Linked DNA regions of Homo sapiens: region 2 is linked to region 1. A link is an interaction called in ENCODE POLR2A ChIA-PET data of the cell type or tissue named here. Cell type or tissue: GM12878. All regions are shown on one strand. Each heading gives the region's core, and the rest is flanking DNA. Links, peaks and the distances in the headings are about the cores only. Region 1 overlaps UBE2K (ubiquitin conjugating enzyme E2 K). Region 2 has its middle 15 kb from the start of N4BP2.

Region 1 (8,334 bases), core at 321-8,320:
AGCTAATTTTTGTATTTTTAGTAGAGGCGGGGTTTCACCATGTTGGCCAGGCTAGTCTCGAACTCTTGACCTTAGATGATCCGCCCACCTTGACCTCTCAAAGTGTTGGTATTACAGGCGTGAGCCATGGCGCCCGGTCTTTCCTATCTTTCTGACTGTATCTTCAGATCACTCCTGAACCCGAGACCTGAATTTTTCATTTACCTACTTGGTTCTTTGGATTTTCACAGATACCTTGTATCCAACATGTCTCAAACTGATTTTTCCCCTCTCCCTCAAACCCTGACTTCTCAATTCTTTGTTTCCTTATCTTTATTATACTGTCATCCACCCAGCAAAAAATCCCCTCTTCTAAGATCATAGCTTTTAGTTAGTAACTAAGTCCTTTAGATTTTACTTCCTGTCTGCCTTAATTCATCTTCTTTTCATTGCACTGGACTTTATTGGCATCTCTCACTGGTTTCCTAAGTATTCTCTCTAATCCCCCTCCAGCCATTTCCCCCTACTCCAGCCAGGTGATCTCTAAGAGACCCAGATCTGATTGTTACAACACTTCAAATTTTTATTATTCTTCATGACCCTGAATAATCTGGCTTTTGACTGCTTCTCCTGCCTCATTTCATCATTTTCATTCTTTGTATTGTAGTCACATTGGCGGCATTTCAATTCCTAAACCTGTCAAGTCCTCGTTTGCCTCCATTTTGCACAGCGTGTACGCTCTGCCTTAAGTGCTGGCTTTTCCTAAAGTTAAGTCTTTTAAAACTAATTTCCTCAAGGAAGCTTCCTCTTACTTTCTAGATTTTCTGTCTGCTAAATGTTCTTCATAGTATCCTGTACTTCATTTAAAAATTATATAATTAGTTCTTCAGTACCTTAGAATGAAATAACTATTGATACAGGTTAGAGAAAATTTCTAGTTGATCATTATACTACCAATATCTGTTATAATGCCTTGCAAATAGCAAGTACTTAGTAAATATTCATGGAATTGATAAATTCAGACTTGAATTACTCTTCATTGTAGATTGAGTAAAGTTTGACAGAAGTCCAGAACTTAACTTTTTTTTTTAAGAGATGGAGTCTCACTCTGTCACACAGGCTGGTGTGTAGTGGCACAGTCATAGCTTACTGCACCCTTGACCTCTTGGGCTCAAGTGATTCTCCCACTTCAACTTCCTGAATAGCTGGGATTACAGACACACGTTTTTTGTTTTTTTTGTTTTTTTTCCACGCTGTAGAGATGGGAGTTTCACTATATGGCCCAGGCGGGTCTTAAGCTCCTGGGCTCAAGTGATCCTCCCTCCTTTGCCCCACAAAGTGTTGGGATTACAGGTGTGATTTAAAAAATGCTAGCTGCAGCCTGGTGTGGTGGCTTAGCCTGTAATCCCAGCACTTTGGGAGGCTGAGGCTGGTAGATCTTGAGGTCAGGAGTTCAAGACCAGCCTGGCCAACATGGTGAAACCCCATCTCTACCAAAAATTCAGCAATTAGCCGGGCATGGTGGTGGGCGCCTATAATTGCAGCTACTCAGGAGGCTAAGGCAGAAGGATCGCTTGAACCCCCAAGAGGTGGAGTTTGCAGTGAGCTGAGATTGCGCCACTGCACTCCAGCCTGGGCAACAGAGTGAGACTCCGTCTCAAAAAATAATAATAATAATAATTGCTAGCTGCTATAGCTTCTTTTTTTTTTTTTTTTTTTGAGACAGAGTCTCACTCTGTTGTCCGGTGGAGTGCAGTGGCGTGATCTCTGCTCACTGCAACCTCCGCCTCTCGGGTTCAAGCAGTTCTCCTGCCTTAGAATTTCAAGTAGCTGGGATTTACAGGAGTGTGCCACTATGTCCAGTCTCTTGTACTATTTTTATCTTTTATTTTCAAGACAGAGTCTTGCTTTGTCGCCCAGGCTAGAGTGCAGTGGCACGATCTCAACTCACTGCAACCTCTGCCTCCCGGGTTCAAGCGATTCTCCTGCCTCAGCTGGTCTCGAACTCCTGACGTCAGGTGATCCGCCTGCCTCAGCCTCCCAAAGTGCTGGGATTACAGGCATGAGCCACGGCGCCCGGCCATCTTGTACTCTTTTCAATGTGGATATCAGAAAATTTTAAATTTACATAGTGGCTTACATTATATTGTATTGGATACTGCTCGTCTAGAACTTGTTTTTAGTAAGGATCATACATGTGTCTCCATGGCCTCAGTTTTTCATTATTCTCCCAATCCCTTTGTTTTCATGTCACTTCTGCTTTGGGACTGTTATGTGCCATAAGCTTCAGAAAACACGGTGGCTCACACCTGTAATCCCAGCACTTTGGGAAGCCGAGGCAGGTGGATCACCAGAGGTCAGGAGTTTGAGACCACCCTGGCCAACATGATGAAACCTTGTCTCTAGTACAAATACAAAAAAATTAGCCAGGCGTGGTGGCGGGCGCCTGTAATCCCAGCTACTTGGGAGGCTGAGGCAGGAGAATTCCTTGAACCCAGGAGTCAGAGGTTGCAGTGAGCTGGGCAACACAGCAAGACTCCATCTCAAAAAAATAAAAAAAAAATTTAACTGCCTAGAAGGTAGAAATCGAGTGTATTTCTTAGGCCTTTGAATAATAGGGGAAAGATAAGTCATTTATATTAAATTATGAGAAAATAATGGCAACTGTTAAGCTTTTAAAGTATTATTTCCAACTAAATTAGGAAGAACTAAATTTCACTTTTACATATGCATGACAATGATGAGCAGGGCTCCTAAAACAGTTGTGGCTTGACTAGGAAACAAATAATAATTTTTTTATATCAATAAGAATTACTTGTAACTTTAGGGGGCATTTAGAATTATATTTGTCTTATTTGAGATTTGGATTTAAATTTTATTTTAGAGCATTTTTTAAAAAATAAATAGAAGTGAGGCTAATATTGTTAATTATTCTCTTTAAAAAATACAGTATTTGCTTTGGGTTAAAATTTTCTGCCCCAACATCATTATCAAGAGTCAGCATATTACAATGATAAATTTAGCATTTACTGTGTGGCAGGCATTGTTCTATATACTTTATTCGTTAAATTCACCAGCGAACCCTATGAGGAACTATCTTATCCTTAGTTGACAGAGGATGAAACTGGAGTACAAAGTAGTTAATTAACTTGTTCATAGCTAGTAAGTTTTAAAAAGGTTAAACAACAATATACTTTGTATTTAGTCCTTAAATGATAAAATCTTCCAGTGTTTAGTTTTTCCCACTAGAATGTAAGCTCCAAGTGGGCAGGGACTTAGGTTTTGTTCACTAACATTTGAGATAGCATATACTAGAACCTAGTCATTATTTGAAAGAATTTTTACAGTGATGATGGTAACAATGACAATATCATTTCACTGAGAGATGGCCTTGGAAATACATTAGAACCGCTTTGAGTTCTTCACTGTTGGTTGTTGACAATAATGTTTTTTTTATCTCATTCAAATTAGCTTCAACGTTATGTGCTATTTTGCATGCTTCATGTATATCTTAATAAAATAGTTGATTTGAAAATTGCTAACTTCTATAGCTTCTTCCCTCTTTTTTTTTTTTTTTTTTTTGGTGACAGAGTCTTGCTTCGTAGCCCAGGCTGGAGTGCAGTGGTGTGATCTTGGTTCACTGCAACCTCTGCCTCCCGGGTTCAAGCAATTCTCATGCCTCAGCCTCCTGAGTAGCTGGGATTACAGACATGTGCTACCATGCCCAGTTAATTTTTGTATTTGTAGTAGAGACAGGGTTTTGCCATATGGGCCAGGCTGGTCTCAAGTTTCTTGCCTCAAATGATTCATCTGCCTCGGCCTCCTAGAGTACTGGAATTACAGGGGTGAAACATCCTGCCTGGCCTAGCTGCTATAGCTTTTATATATCTCTGTTCCTTTTGTGCATTAGAAATGCCTTGAAGCCCCCAGGGAACATCAGGAAAAAAAAAAAAAAAAAAAAAAACAACCAGAGGTCCCGCTATGTGTTTAGCTGAGTTGGGAGAAGAAAGTTTAGAAAAGCAATCTTTGACCTATCCTTATGAAAAATTTACAGTGATAACACAATTCTTCAGAATTTCACCCAAAAGCTACAGCTGCCTTGGTTGTTGCAGTCATTGAAGTGAATAACACATTATTTTATTATTTATTTTTAGATACTACATTTTTTTCTTAGACTGTGGAAACAGGACTGTGAAATTAATTTTGTAAAATCGGGCTTTAATTTTTTTTTTTTTTTTTTTGAGACAGAATCTCGGTCTATCATCCAGGCTGCATGTAGTGGTGCAATCTCGGCTCACTGCAACCTCCACCTCCCAAGTTCAAGCCATTCTTCTGCCTCAGTCTCCCGAGTAGCTGGGACTACAGGTGCCTGTCAGCACACCTGGCTAATTTTTGTATTTTTAGTAGAGATGGGGTTTCACCATGTTGGCCAAGCTAGTCTCAAACTCCTGACCTCAAATGATCCACCCGCCTTGGCCTCCCAAAGTGTTGGGATTACAGTCGTGAGCCACTGCACCCAGCCAAATTAAAGGTTTTATAGTTAATGTTGTTAGGGAAAGGGGAACTATGCTGCTTACTTCTATCCAAGAAACTTAATTCTGAAAGTATTCTCATTTTACAGTAATAAAATTGAGAGTTAGGTGTTAAGTGTTATACCTGAATGAATACCACAAGTAAGCGACAGAACTAGGATTCAGCACACATATGTCTTACTCCAAAGGCCATGACTTTTGTAATACTGTCATCTTTCACCATTCTCCATGTCTTGCTTATAGTTCCTGACTCTTAAAGTAAGACTTTAAGTTCGCTTGTGGGAGCAGGGGGATTGGAGTTTTAGATTGTGAAATAACTGGATGTTTGAATTAAACTGTGGTGGTATAAAGAATAATTGTTGCTTGATGGAAAATTGAGCTGTGAAAAATTTTTGGCTTAACTTTGTTTTCTTTTTATCTTTAGTTCTGTGCAAATAAAGACCCTATTCTAAGCCCTCTAGAATTTTTTTTTTTTTTTTTTGAGACAGAGTCTCACTGTGTTACCCAAACTGGAGTGCAATGGCGAAATCTCGGCTCACTCCAACCTCCACACCCTGGATTCAAACGATTCTCGTGCCTCAACCTCCCAAGTAGCGGGGACTACAGGCACACACCACCATGCCCGGCTAATTTTTCCGGATTTCACCATGTTGGCCTCAAACTCTTGACTCAGTGATCTGCCTTGGCCTCCCAAACTGTTGGGATTACAGGCACGAGCCACCGCATGCACCTGACCAGAATGCTTTTTCATAATGTAATTCATCATGATGATGGTATTTTCTTGAGCTTATTTAGTACATTTTTTCATACAATAATAATGTTCTTTCTATAGAGTGAAAAAAAGAGCAATTTTTTTCTGACTTATAATTTGGGGGCTGGATGCGGTACCTCACACCTGTAATCGCAGCACTTTTGGAGGCCAAGGCAGGAGGCCAAAGGTGGTGGATCACTTGAGCCCAGGAGTTCAAGACCAGCCTGAGAAACATGGCAAAACCCCCTCTCTACTAAAAATTTAAAACTTTAGCCAGGCATGGTGGTGCACACCTCTCGTCCCAGCGACTGGTTAGGCCGAGGTGGGAGAATCACCTGAGCTTGGGAAGTTGAGGTGCAGTGAGCTGAGATCGCACTGCTGCATTCCAGCCAGGGTGATGGGAGTGAGACCGTGTCTTAAACAAATAATAATAATTTGGGGGTGATGTAGACAGAAATAAGGACAGAGGTATGAAAAGGAATAATTATTTAGCATTTTACTAGCCAGAGATTTGGGCAGTCCCAAAAAGCAGCTTTTCTAATCTCCCTCTCCTTTCCCAAAAAACTTTAATCAGATCCTTTAGTATCCTATCATCTTTGGGTTATTTACATACTACTTTTTGGAGGGGGGATTGTGGAAAGCTATCGAGATCTTTGAAAGCATTGATGATTAGCAAGATGATTATTCCTGTAAGAAGCCTTAAGAGGAGAAATGCAAGTGTAAGTTAACACTGGCTTCTTAAATTGGTCAGTGAAAGTTGGATGCCTCCAATTTTCTTTTAACATTATGCATAGATACTAGACAATTTTTTATTTTTATTTATTTATTTATTTTGAGATGGAGTCTCGCTCTTTCACCCAGGCCATAGTGCAGTGGCACGATCTTGGCTCATTGCAACCTCCGTCTCCCTGGTTCAAGTGATTCTCCTGCCTCAGCTTCCCGAGTAGCAGGACTACAGGTGTGCACCACCATGCCCAACTAAATTTTTGTGTTTTTGGTTTTTTTGAGACGGAGTCTCGTTCTGTCACCCAGGCTGGAGTGCAGTGGCGTGATCTCGGCTCACTGCAAGCTCCGCCTCCTGGTTTCACACCATTCTCCTGCCTCAGCCTCCCGAGTAGCTGGGACTGCAGGTGCCCGCCACCACACCTGGCTAATTTTTTTGTATTTTTAGTAGAGACAGGGTTTCACCGTGTTAGCCAGGATGGTCTCGATCTCCTGACCTCGTGATCTGCCCGCCTCAGCCTCCCAAAGTGCTGGGATTACAGGCATGAGCCACCGCGCCCGGCCATCAGAGTAGTTTTACTGTTGCTAAAATGTACATTTTCTCCTCTACCACAAATACCAAAGTTGTTAATGATTTTTTAGGGCATAAGAAGTAGTTTCTTATTGTACATATTTATAGTTAAATTTAGTTTTTGGATAAAAAATATTTTCAGAAAAATGTAAAAAAAAGTACTAATTAGAAAGTAAGTTTTTAAATCCTATGTTTTTATTAAAAAACAGGATTAATTTGGAGTGATGTGAACTTTGAAAAATATGGGTTTTAAGTCATGTATTGTTTATGAACTAAACGTTCTGTACTAAAAAATATTTAACATAGAAAAAGAGTAAAAATTGTGGTTTTTTTTTTTGGGTTGGAGGAGGAAGCCAAAGACAGTAATTCTTACACTGTTTCATCTAGTAATCAAGTTTAAGAAAGTCAGTCTAAAAGCAAAAAACATAAGAGTAGATATGTTGTGTCAATCAGGTAACAATATGGAATTCTAACCAAAAAAAATGAAGATATAGGCCGGGCACGGTGCCTCACGTCTATAATCCCAGCACTTTGGGAGGCCAAGGCGGGCGTATCGCGAGGTCAGGAGTTCGAGACAAGCCTGGCCAACGTGGCGAAACCCCGTCTTGACTAAAAATAACAAAAATTAGCTGAGCATGGTAGTGGGTGCCTGTAATCCCAGCTACTCAGGAGGCTGAAGCAGGAGAGTCACTTGAACCCAGGAGGTGGAGGTTGCAGTGAGCCGAGATCGTGCCATCGCACTCCAGCCTGGGCAGCAAGAGCAAGACTCCGTCTCAAAAAAAGGAAGATGTAACCTGTTCTTTAGGGATTTTGGTTTAAAAAATCGAGAGGATTTACTGTATTTTTAACATAGGTTTGAGAATATAAGTGGAGAGCCCATTTGCTGGCAGGCACTTACGAATGTTAATGTGAGTCCCACTGGATGGTTTTCTGAATCATTTAAGGTTATCATGGCTCTGAGAATGGACTGTCATAAGGTTAAGAGACTCAGTAATGCTATAGATAGGAAAGTACTTGGAGTAGTTTAAAGTGCAAAATAAGTCAATGTAGATAAATTTAAAGTAGAAATCTGGTTTTTTGAAGTAGGTAGTTGCCGTTTTAATAAACTAAGCAGAAAAACAAATTGAAGAAGGCCTTTTCTTTTGAGGCATTTAGTCCTCTGGAATTTTTCATGGAAAGGAGAATCTGTTAGGTAGCTAGAGCTTTCACCATTCTGGTGGATAGTGTACTATTTCAGTCAGTTAAACTAAACATTTAAAGTTGTTATGGTTAGTTCAAGTGAGAGTTTATGGCCTAAATGGCTTTTAATGACCCTGAATTTTCTGTTTAAGCAGAACCCATGTATCGTGGGGGTATAGTGCAGAATATAATATCTTAGTGTTCATCTGTGGATGATTAGATTTATCGCTTTGGGCCTGATATACATGGAATTGGCAAACATAAAATAGCTTTTATACTATTTTTCCCTAATAACATTCCTAGAAAGTCAAGAAGCCATTGTATTGTTGTTCATAGTGGTGTTATTTCGTTTAAAACAATGAAGTTAGAATTTATTAGTTTGTTTTAAATATTCTTAAAACTGGATAATTAAGTCCTAGAAAAGCCGAGACTTATTTTACTAGAGCAGATAATCAAGCTTATGAAAGAGGGGGTTTCAAGATTTTTTATAGGTAATACTTTAGGCGTTTTTCTTGCTGACATAACTAACATTTATTTTCTGTTTATTTTTAAGACGAGCAAAAATCAAATTAAAGTAGATCTTGTAGATGAGAATTTTA
Region 2 (8,334 bases), core at 166-8,165, 310 kb after region 1:
CCATCCTGACTAACATGGCGAAACCCTGTCTCTACTAAAAATACAAAAAATTAGCCACGCGTGGTGGTGGGTGCCTGTAGTCCCAGCTACTTTGGAGGCTGAGGCAGGAGAATGGCGTGAACCGGGAAGCGGAGCTTGCAGTGAGCCGAGATCACGCCACTGCACTCCAGCCTGGGCGACAGAGCGAGACTCCATCTCAAAAAAAAAAAAGGACATTAGGGGGAAAACTGGCAAAATCCAAATAAGGTATATAGTTTATAGTGATTAGTGATTTAGTAATGTTAACTTCATAGTTTTGATCATTGTACTATGCCTGTGCATGTTTTTAACATTAGAGGAAGCTGGGTGAAGGGTATATGTGAATTCTGTACTATTTTTGTAACTTTTTTGTAAGTGTAAAATTATTTCAAAATAAAAAGTTTTTTGTTTTTTTTTTTCAAGGAGAATAAAGGGTATGAGGGTGGGATCTAAAACACAGGGGAGGCTGGGTGAGGTGGCTCACACCTGTAATCCCAGCACTTTGGGAGGCTGAGGTGGGCAGATCACTTGAGGTCAGGAGTTTGACACCAGCCTGGCCAACGTGGTGAAACCCTATCTCTACTAAAACCACAAAAATTAGCTGGGCATGGTGCTGTGTGCCTGTAATCCCAGCTACTCGGGAGGCTGAAGCACGAGAATCACTTGAACCCGGGAGGCGGAGGTTGCAGTGAGCCGAGATCACATCACTGCACTCCAGCCTGGGAGACAAAGCAAGACCCTGTCTCAGTAAAATAAAATAAAATAAAAATAAAATAAATAAATAAAACACAGGGGAAAGAGTAGCCTTAGTTAGGAGGAGCTATACCTCTCCCATGGTACCAAGAAGGCTGGCAGAAGGCATGAGTGGTCCTGTAGATGGGTTTTCTGTCTTGGTGGCTGGAAGCTGATAAAGTTCTTCAATGGGGTTCATGGCTGCATTCTCAATGCCAATTCACAGGACATATCATAGAATGAGGACTGGACAAATGTTTATTGAACTGAACAGGACTGAGTTTGAAACACAACTACATTATGATTATATCATTTTTTCTACCTATGTGGCCTTAGGCTTGTTACTCATTCTCTCAGTGCCTCCATTTCCTATGAAATGGGAATATAATCCTAGTTGTTGAGGCAGAGATTAATAAGTATTCAGCCAAATCTGTTTCATTTTCTTTCTGGGCACACAGCTAAATCATACTTTCCTGCCTCCAATTCTGTTAGGCTGACCAGCACTTCACTGGCTCTGAACACATGTTTGATGAAAGAGTATAACTATTGACATGCTCCATTACAAACTTTGTTGTGTCACCAGTTCTTCCGTATCTTGATCCAAGATGACATCTTGTCTGGCCATGGAGGTGGTTAAGACTAAATGAAAATTTCCAAGAGATAATTTGTCATAAAGGATATGACTTGCTTTACACAGAACCAGCTGCTAATGACTAACCCTTCTTTAATTATGAGCCATGGAGAACAGTCATGCATTAAAAATTCCTTGACATTCGATAGACCCGGAAGAAAATAATAATTCACGGCCGGGCATGGTGGCTCACGCCTGTAATCCTAGCACTTTGGGAGGCTGAGGCCGGTGGATCACCTGAGGTCAAGAGTTCAAGACCAGTCTGGCCAACATGGTGAAACCCTGTCTCTACTAAGAATACAAAAATAAGCTGGGTGTGGTGGCGGGCACCTGTAATCCCAGCTACTTGGGAGGCTGAGACAGGAGCATCACTTGAACCCAGGAGGCGGACGTTGTAGTGAGCTGAGGTTGTGCCATTGCACTCCAGCCTGGGCAACAAGAGTGAAACTTCATCTAAAAAAAAAAAAAAAATTAGCTGGGCATGGTGGCATGAACTAATCGGGAGGCTGAGGTGAGAGAATCCTGGAGGGAGTGGGAGTCCTGGAGGTCTAGGCTGCAGTGACCCTGTCTCCATCAAAAAAAAAAAAAAGGAGAGAGAGAGAGAGAAAAGAAAACAGGAAAAATTAGACGGCCAGGCATGGTGGCTCATGCCTGTAATCCCAGCACTTTGGGAGGCCAAGGAGGGCGGATCACAGGGTCAGGAGTTCGAGACCAGCCTGGCCAATATGGTGAAACCTCATCTGTACGAAAAATACAAAATTTAGCTGGGCATGGTGGTGCGTGCCTGTAGTCCCAGCTACTTGGGAGGCTGAGGCAGAAGAATTGCTTGAACCCAGGAGGCGGAGGTTGCAGTGAGTCGAGATCGTGCGACTGTACTCCAGCCTGGGTGACAGAGCTAGACTCTATCTCAAAAAAAAAAAAAAAAAGAAAGAAAAAATCAGAAACATTTTGCTGGAATGTTTCCTCCTTTTTTGTGCCCTCGGATTCCCCCACTCAGCTAATTTGAGGACATAGGATTATAAGAAAGGTGTGAGGACTGGGGAGTGTGTTGTAGTTAGAAAATGGGAAAATTGAATTGCAGCTAATACAAACTTGCTGGCTAGGTTATAGTACCTTGGATTAAGCCTTTATGGTTTAGAATTTGAACCTCAACATTTCCAGTTTAATAACATGGTCAAGTCAGTTATATGAATGAGTTAAATGAATCCATGGATTCTCATGCCAACCAGTCTTTTGTGAGAATATATAAACCAGAATGTTAATTTGCTACCTCATAATAAGAAATGTAACCAGACAGCAGATTGTATATTCAGATTGTATATTTATCAGCCGCTTGAGATTTTTTGTTTTGTTTTTGAGACAGGGTCTCACTCTGTCACTCAGGCTGGAGTGCAATACGATCTCAGCTCACTGCAACCTCTACCTCCTGGGCTCAAGCCATCCTCCCACCTCAGACTCCTGAGTAGCTGGGTCTACAGGCGCAAGCCACCATACCCAGCTAATGTTTTGTATTTTTGGTAAAGATGAGATTTTGCCATGCTGCCCAGGCTGGTCTCGAACTCCTGGTCTCAAGTGAACCACCCGCCTGGGCCTCCCAAAGTGCTGGGATTACAGGCGTGAGACACCACACCTGGCCTGCTTGAGATATTCTTTCCTTGCAGGATAATCTACATGGGAAGCCTAGTTATCCTCAGATTTTCTGGTAAACAGGAATCTGGAGCAAGAAGAATTAGCTCGGTAATCATAAAAGACCAGTGTTATCTAATTACGATAACCGAATGCAATCATTTCAGCCTTAAGAATAGAATTGCTCAGAGAGGGTTGCTTTTTCTCTACCGCGATTTTCTTTCATGTGAGTTGAGCTGGAGTGATGCACTCCTTGCTTTCCCTTTATCCATTGTAATCCAAGGCAGAGAGTAACTCATCTGATTGGTAAATCAGGAAGAACAACTTAGGTATGCTTGCCTCATTTCCTCTCATTTCCCTCAAGAGTACACACTTCCTTTGGGATTTAAGCATTACTTGGTCCAGTGTGTTCAGTGTTGTCCAGGGCCAACTTCTTCATTAGGCACAGCAGGCAGTGCCTAGGGTCAATTATACCCATAGTGCCTAGGGTCCATGAAAATGTTTCAATTTCCTTTAAAATCAGAAGAAAAAAATTGAGGCTGGGTGCGGTGGCTCAAGCCTGTAATCCCAGCACTTTGGGAGGCTGCTGCTGTAGGATCCTTTGAGCCCAGGAGTTGGAGACCAGCCAAGGCAATATAGTGAGACCCCATATCCTTGTCTACAAAAAATTTAAAAACTGGCTTGGTGTGGTGCTATGTGCCTTTGATCCCAGTTACTCGGAAGGCTGAGGTGGGAGAATCCTTGAGCCCAGGAGGCTTAAACTGGAGTGAGCTGAGATATTGGCACTACACTCCAGCCTCCTAATGGTGCGATCTCTGCTCACTGCAACCTCCGCCTCCCGGGTTCAAGCGATTCTCCTGCTTCAGCCTCCTAAATAGCTGAGGTTACATGTACACTCTACCATGCCCAGCTAATTTTTGTATTTCTAGTAGAGACAGGGTTTCACCGTGTTGGCCAGGCTGGTCCCAAACTCCTGACGTCAAGTGATCTGCCCACCTCGGACTCCCAAAGTGCTGGGATTACAGGTGTGAGCCACTGCACCGGGCCCAAATCCTCCTATATTTTGTACTTAGCCAAAAGAAAAATGAGAAAACCCAATGACATTATGCTATAAATTATGATTGATTTCTGATTTGGAACAAGTTTTTGTTGTTGTTGTTTTGAGACGGAGTCTAGCTCTGTTGCTGAGGCTGGAGTGCAGTGGCTCAATCTCGGCTCACTGCAACCTCTGCCTCCCGGGTTCAAGGGATTCTCCTGCCTCAGTCTCTTGAGTAGCTGAGACTACAGGCGCACACCACCATGCATGGCTAATTTTTGTATTTGTAGTAGAGACAGGGTTTTCACCATGTTGGTCAGACTGGTCTCGAACTCCTGACCTCAGGTGATCCACCCGCCTCAGCCTCCCAAAGTGCTGGGATTACAGGGTGAGCCACCGAGCCCAGCCCAAGGCATGGTTTTATATATTAAAAAGTCGCTGGCCAGGTGTGATGGCTCACGCCTGTAATCCCAGCACTTTGGCAGACTGAGGCAGGTGGAATACCTGAGGTCAGGAGTTTGAGACCACCCTGACCAACGTGATGAAACCCCATCTCTACTAAAAATACAAAAAATTAGTCAGGCATGGTGGTAGAAGCCTGTAATCCCAGCTACTGGGGAGTCTGAGGCAGGAGAATTGCTTGAACCTGAGAGGCGGAGGTTGCAGTGAGTTGAGATCATGCCACTGCACTCCAGCCTGGGCAACAAGACCGAAAGTCTGCCTCAAAAAACAAAACAAAACAAAAGTCACTGATGTTACGTGATATTATTACATTCAGAGAGCAAGTTGGGATTACAAATAACATTTTTCCAGGTAAATCAGTATATTCTTACGCTTATTTTTTTTTTTGTCTTTTTTTTTCTTCCTTTTTGTGGAGAACGGGGTCTCACTATATCGCCCAGTCAGGTCTTGAACTCCTGGGTTCAAGCTATCCTCCCACCTCTGCTTCCCTGAGAGCTGGGATTACAGGCGTGAGCCATCGCGCCTGGCATAAATCAGTATATTCTTAGTTTTTTCCCCCTTATCTACATTAGTTACCTGATTAAAAATCCTGGATATTTGAGTTCTAGTTTTTTTTTTTTTTTTTTTTTTTTTTTTTTTTTTTTGAGACGGAGTTTTGCTCTTGTTGCCCAGGCTGGAGAGCAGTGGCATGATCTTGGCTCACTGCAACCTCTGCCTCCCAGGTTCAAGAGATTGTCCTGCCTCAGCCTCCTGAGTAGCTGGGATTATAGGCGCCTGCCACCACGCCCAGTTAAGTTTTGTATTTTTAGTAGAGATGGGGTTTTGCCATGTTGGCTAGGCTGGTCTTGAACTCCTGACGTCAAGTGATCCGCCTGCCTCAGCATCCTAAAGTGCTGGGATTATAGGCGTGAGCCACCGAGCCAGGCCTCAAAGCCCTTCTCGTCCTGGGTCTCCGGCACGAGCTGGGGCATGGGCAGCGACCTGCCTTCCTGGCTCAGCGACACTTAGGTGAAGACACTGGCGGCCCTGTAGCGCTTCTGAGAGCTGTCCACAACACAGTCGGCATCCACCAAGACCTCGATCTCTACGGACTTATTGCTCGTGAAGGTCATGCGTCCGGAGATGGTCTTGATGCAGCCTTTTCTGATCTTGTTGTCAAAATTAATGGCCTCCATGGAGGCTGTGACGAGGTTGGTCTTGCAGTGGCGTGCAGCCAAGATCCCGGCGACCTCGTCCATGACCTTCATGGTCACCCCTTCATGCACGAAGCTGTGCAGGGTACAGTCTGAAGGCCCCACCAGGTGGATCAAGCTGGACTGGCTGTAGCTGACAGTGTTCGGCTCTGGGTTGAGGACTGGCTGGACGATGTCCCCGTTCCTCCAGTTGGTCTCCATGCGCTCCAGCTTCTGGGTTTTGTACCGCTTCTGGCCCTCCTCCTCCTGCTCCTGCCGGAAATACACAACAGGAGGCTCTTCGAGGACCTTGTCCACGTTCGTCAGCGACAGGGGCGCATACCAGAGGGTGGCCTTATTGGTCAGCTTTTTGGCACCTGTGAGGATGTTTTCGGACATCATGTTGACCTGCACCTCCACAGAGTGCTTGGAGGTGTAGGTGATCTCCGCGCTGACGTGGGCCACCTCACCGATGCACATGGGCCACAGGAAGTGGGTGCACTCGACCCGAGCCAGAGCGGCCACACAGCGATCCCCGTTCTGCGGATTGCAATGCCGGGTGCTGATGATGGCGCCCGCCTCTTTGATCATCTTCAGGATGGTCCCGCCTAGACATTGCGGGCCACATTAGCGTCCGCATAATCCGGCAGATCTGGATGGCGGTCGGCGTCTTGATGTCTGGGCCAGACATGCTGGCAGCTGTGGCGGTGGCTGCAGGAGGGCGCAGGTGTCTGGCAGGCCTGGCGCGGAATTGAGTTTTAGTGTTGAGAAAATTAAAGTTTTGGTTGTTAAAATGATTGCAGTTTTAGCTAACTTCAATTTTAAAATTCACCAATAATAAAACTATTATTTATCAATAAGTAGAAACGAGTTAGAAAATATTCAATCCCTTCAATTCAGATGGAGAATAAACTAGTATTTTTCGAACACCTGACACATATCGAGCGTTTACTTAGGTATTTGCATCTATAATGCAATTTAATTCTTGCAACTGTCCTGGCCGGGCACAGTGTCTCAGGCCTGTAATCCCACCATTTTGGGAGGCTGATGAGGGAAGATCGCTTGGGCCCAGGAGTTCATAGACCAGCCTGGGCAACATAGTGAGATCCCCATCTCTAAAGAAAACTAAACAAAACAAAACATGTTCTTTTTTTTTCTTTTTTCTTTTTTTTAGACAGGCTGTCACTCTGTCACCCAGGCTGGAGTACAGTGGCGCGATCTTGGCTCACTGCAACTTCCACCTCCCAAGTTCAAGCAATTATCCTGTCTCAGTTTCCCGAGTAGCTGGGATTACAGGCTCTTGACACCAAGCCTGGCTAAAAACCAGTCCTTTAAATTTAGCATCCTGGCTGGGTGCGGTGGCTCACACCTGTAATCCCAGTATTTTGGGAGGCCGAGGCAGGTGGATCACTTGAGCTCAGGAGTTTGAGACCAGCCTGGGCAACATGGCAAAACCCCGTCTCTACCAAAAATACAAAAGTTAGCCGGGCATGGTGGCATGTGCCTGTAGTCCCTGATACCTGGGAGGCTGAGGTGGGATGATCCTTCGAGTTCCAGAGGCAGAGGTTGCAGTGAGCCGAGATAGTGCCAGTGCACCCCAGCCTGGGCAAAAGAGTGAGACCCTTTCTAAAACAAAAAACAAACAAAAAAATTAGCATCCTTATCCCCACTGTAGAATTAAAGAAATTGAGCCTAGGAGCAGTTAAGTATCTTTGCAGAGATCATACATTAATGGGATGGCAGAACTAAAAATATGGATCTACACCTAAGATTTAAAAGCCTGTATTATTTTCCACTTCACCATACTACTTCTGTTAGTAAAAATAACAATGATGATGCTTTGTATCTGTCTTACCTCACATAAATTATAACAAAGCTCCTTAAGGACAGGGGCCATGTCTTATACTTTTATGATATCCCTAATGAATTTTCAAGAAATATTGCTTGAATGGTATGGTTGGTTCCTGGTATTTAAATAATGTTATTCAATTTTTCAATGGTATTTCAATGATAGAAATAAATTACGCTTTTTTAACCTTAGTATTTATAATGCAATTATTCTGACTTATTTCACATGAGAGACAATTTTATCATCCAGTTTAAATTCATCTTACATAAAAAATGTGTGAACAGGCCGAACACAGTGGCTCACGCCTGTAATCTCAGCAATTTGGGAGGCTGTGGCAGGCAGATTGCTTGAGCTCAGGAGTTTGAGACCAGCCTAGGGAGCACGGCAAAACCCTGTGTCTACAAAAAATATAATTATTAGCTGAGTATGGTGGCACATGCCTGTGGTCCCACCTATTAGGAGGCTGAGGTGGGAGGATCACCTGAGCCCAGGGAGTTTGAGGCTGCAATAAGCTGTGATCATGCCAGTCTCCAGTCCAGGAGACAGAGTGAGACTGTCTCAAAAAAAAAAAAAAAAAAAAGCATAAACATATATGCAGCTTTTTTTGCTGCCATTCTGTCATTTTTTGGAGTGTATGATATTTTTGGAGCATTATGATATCATGCTTATATAAAATATATTTAATATATTTAACTTCATTTGCAGGCTATTGAACTCTAGGAGTTGCCTTATGAATACCATTCTGGGACTTTGAGGATTTTCCTAAGTACTTTCCGTCTGTTCAGTACTGGGAATAATAATATAAAAT

The links. ChIA-PET counts read pairs that join two places held together with the same protein. Peaks named below come from ENCODE experiments on the same cell type or tissue, not always from the same donor. Only the 100,000 strongest peaks of a DNase experiment are listed, where the experiment ranks them.
Region 2: POLR2A ChIA-PET joins it to region 1 with 14 read pairs; 5 of 35 experiments call an interaction of 5 or more read pairs at or near these places.

Annotation. Positions count from the first base shown.
Region 1 is chr4:39,729,132-39,737,465 of GRCh38, forward strand. It overlaps UBE2K (ubiquitin conjugating enzyme E2 K), which reads left to right. Exons shown (of 7, transcript NM_005339.5): 2 at 8,289-8,334. Among named protein-coding and RNA genes, the nearest start is that of UBE2K, 35 kb to the left of the region's middle. RefSeq lists an enhancer at 3,833-3,912. In GM12878, for the core only: no CTCF peak of the experiment used is centred there; no DNase peak of the experiment used is centred there; H3K27ac peaks cover 495 bases.
Region 2 is chr4:40,037,768-40,046,101 of GRCh38, forward strand. It overlaps the pseudogene LOC344967. Among named protein-coding and RNA genes, the nearest start is that of N4BP2, 15 kb to the right of the region's middle. In GM12878, for the core only: no CTCF peak of the experiment used is centred there; no DNase peak of the experiment used is centred there.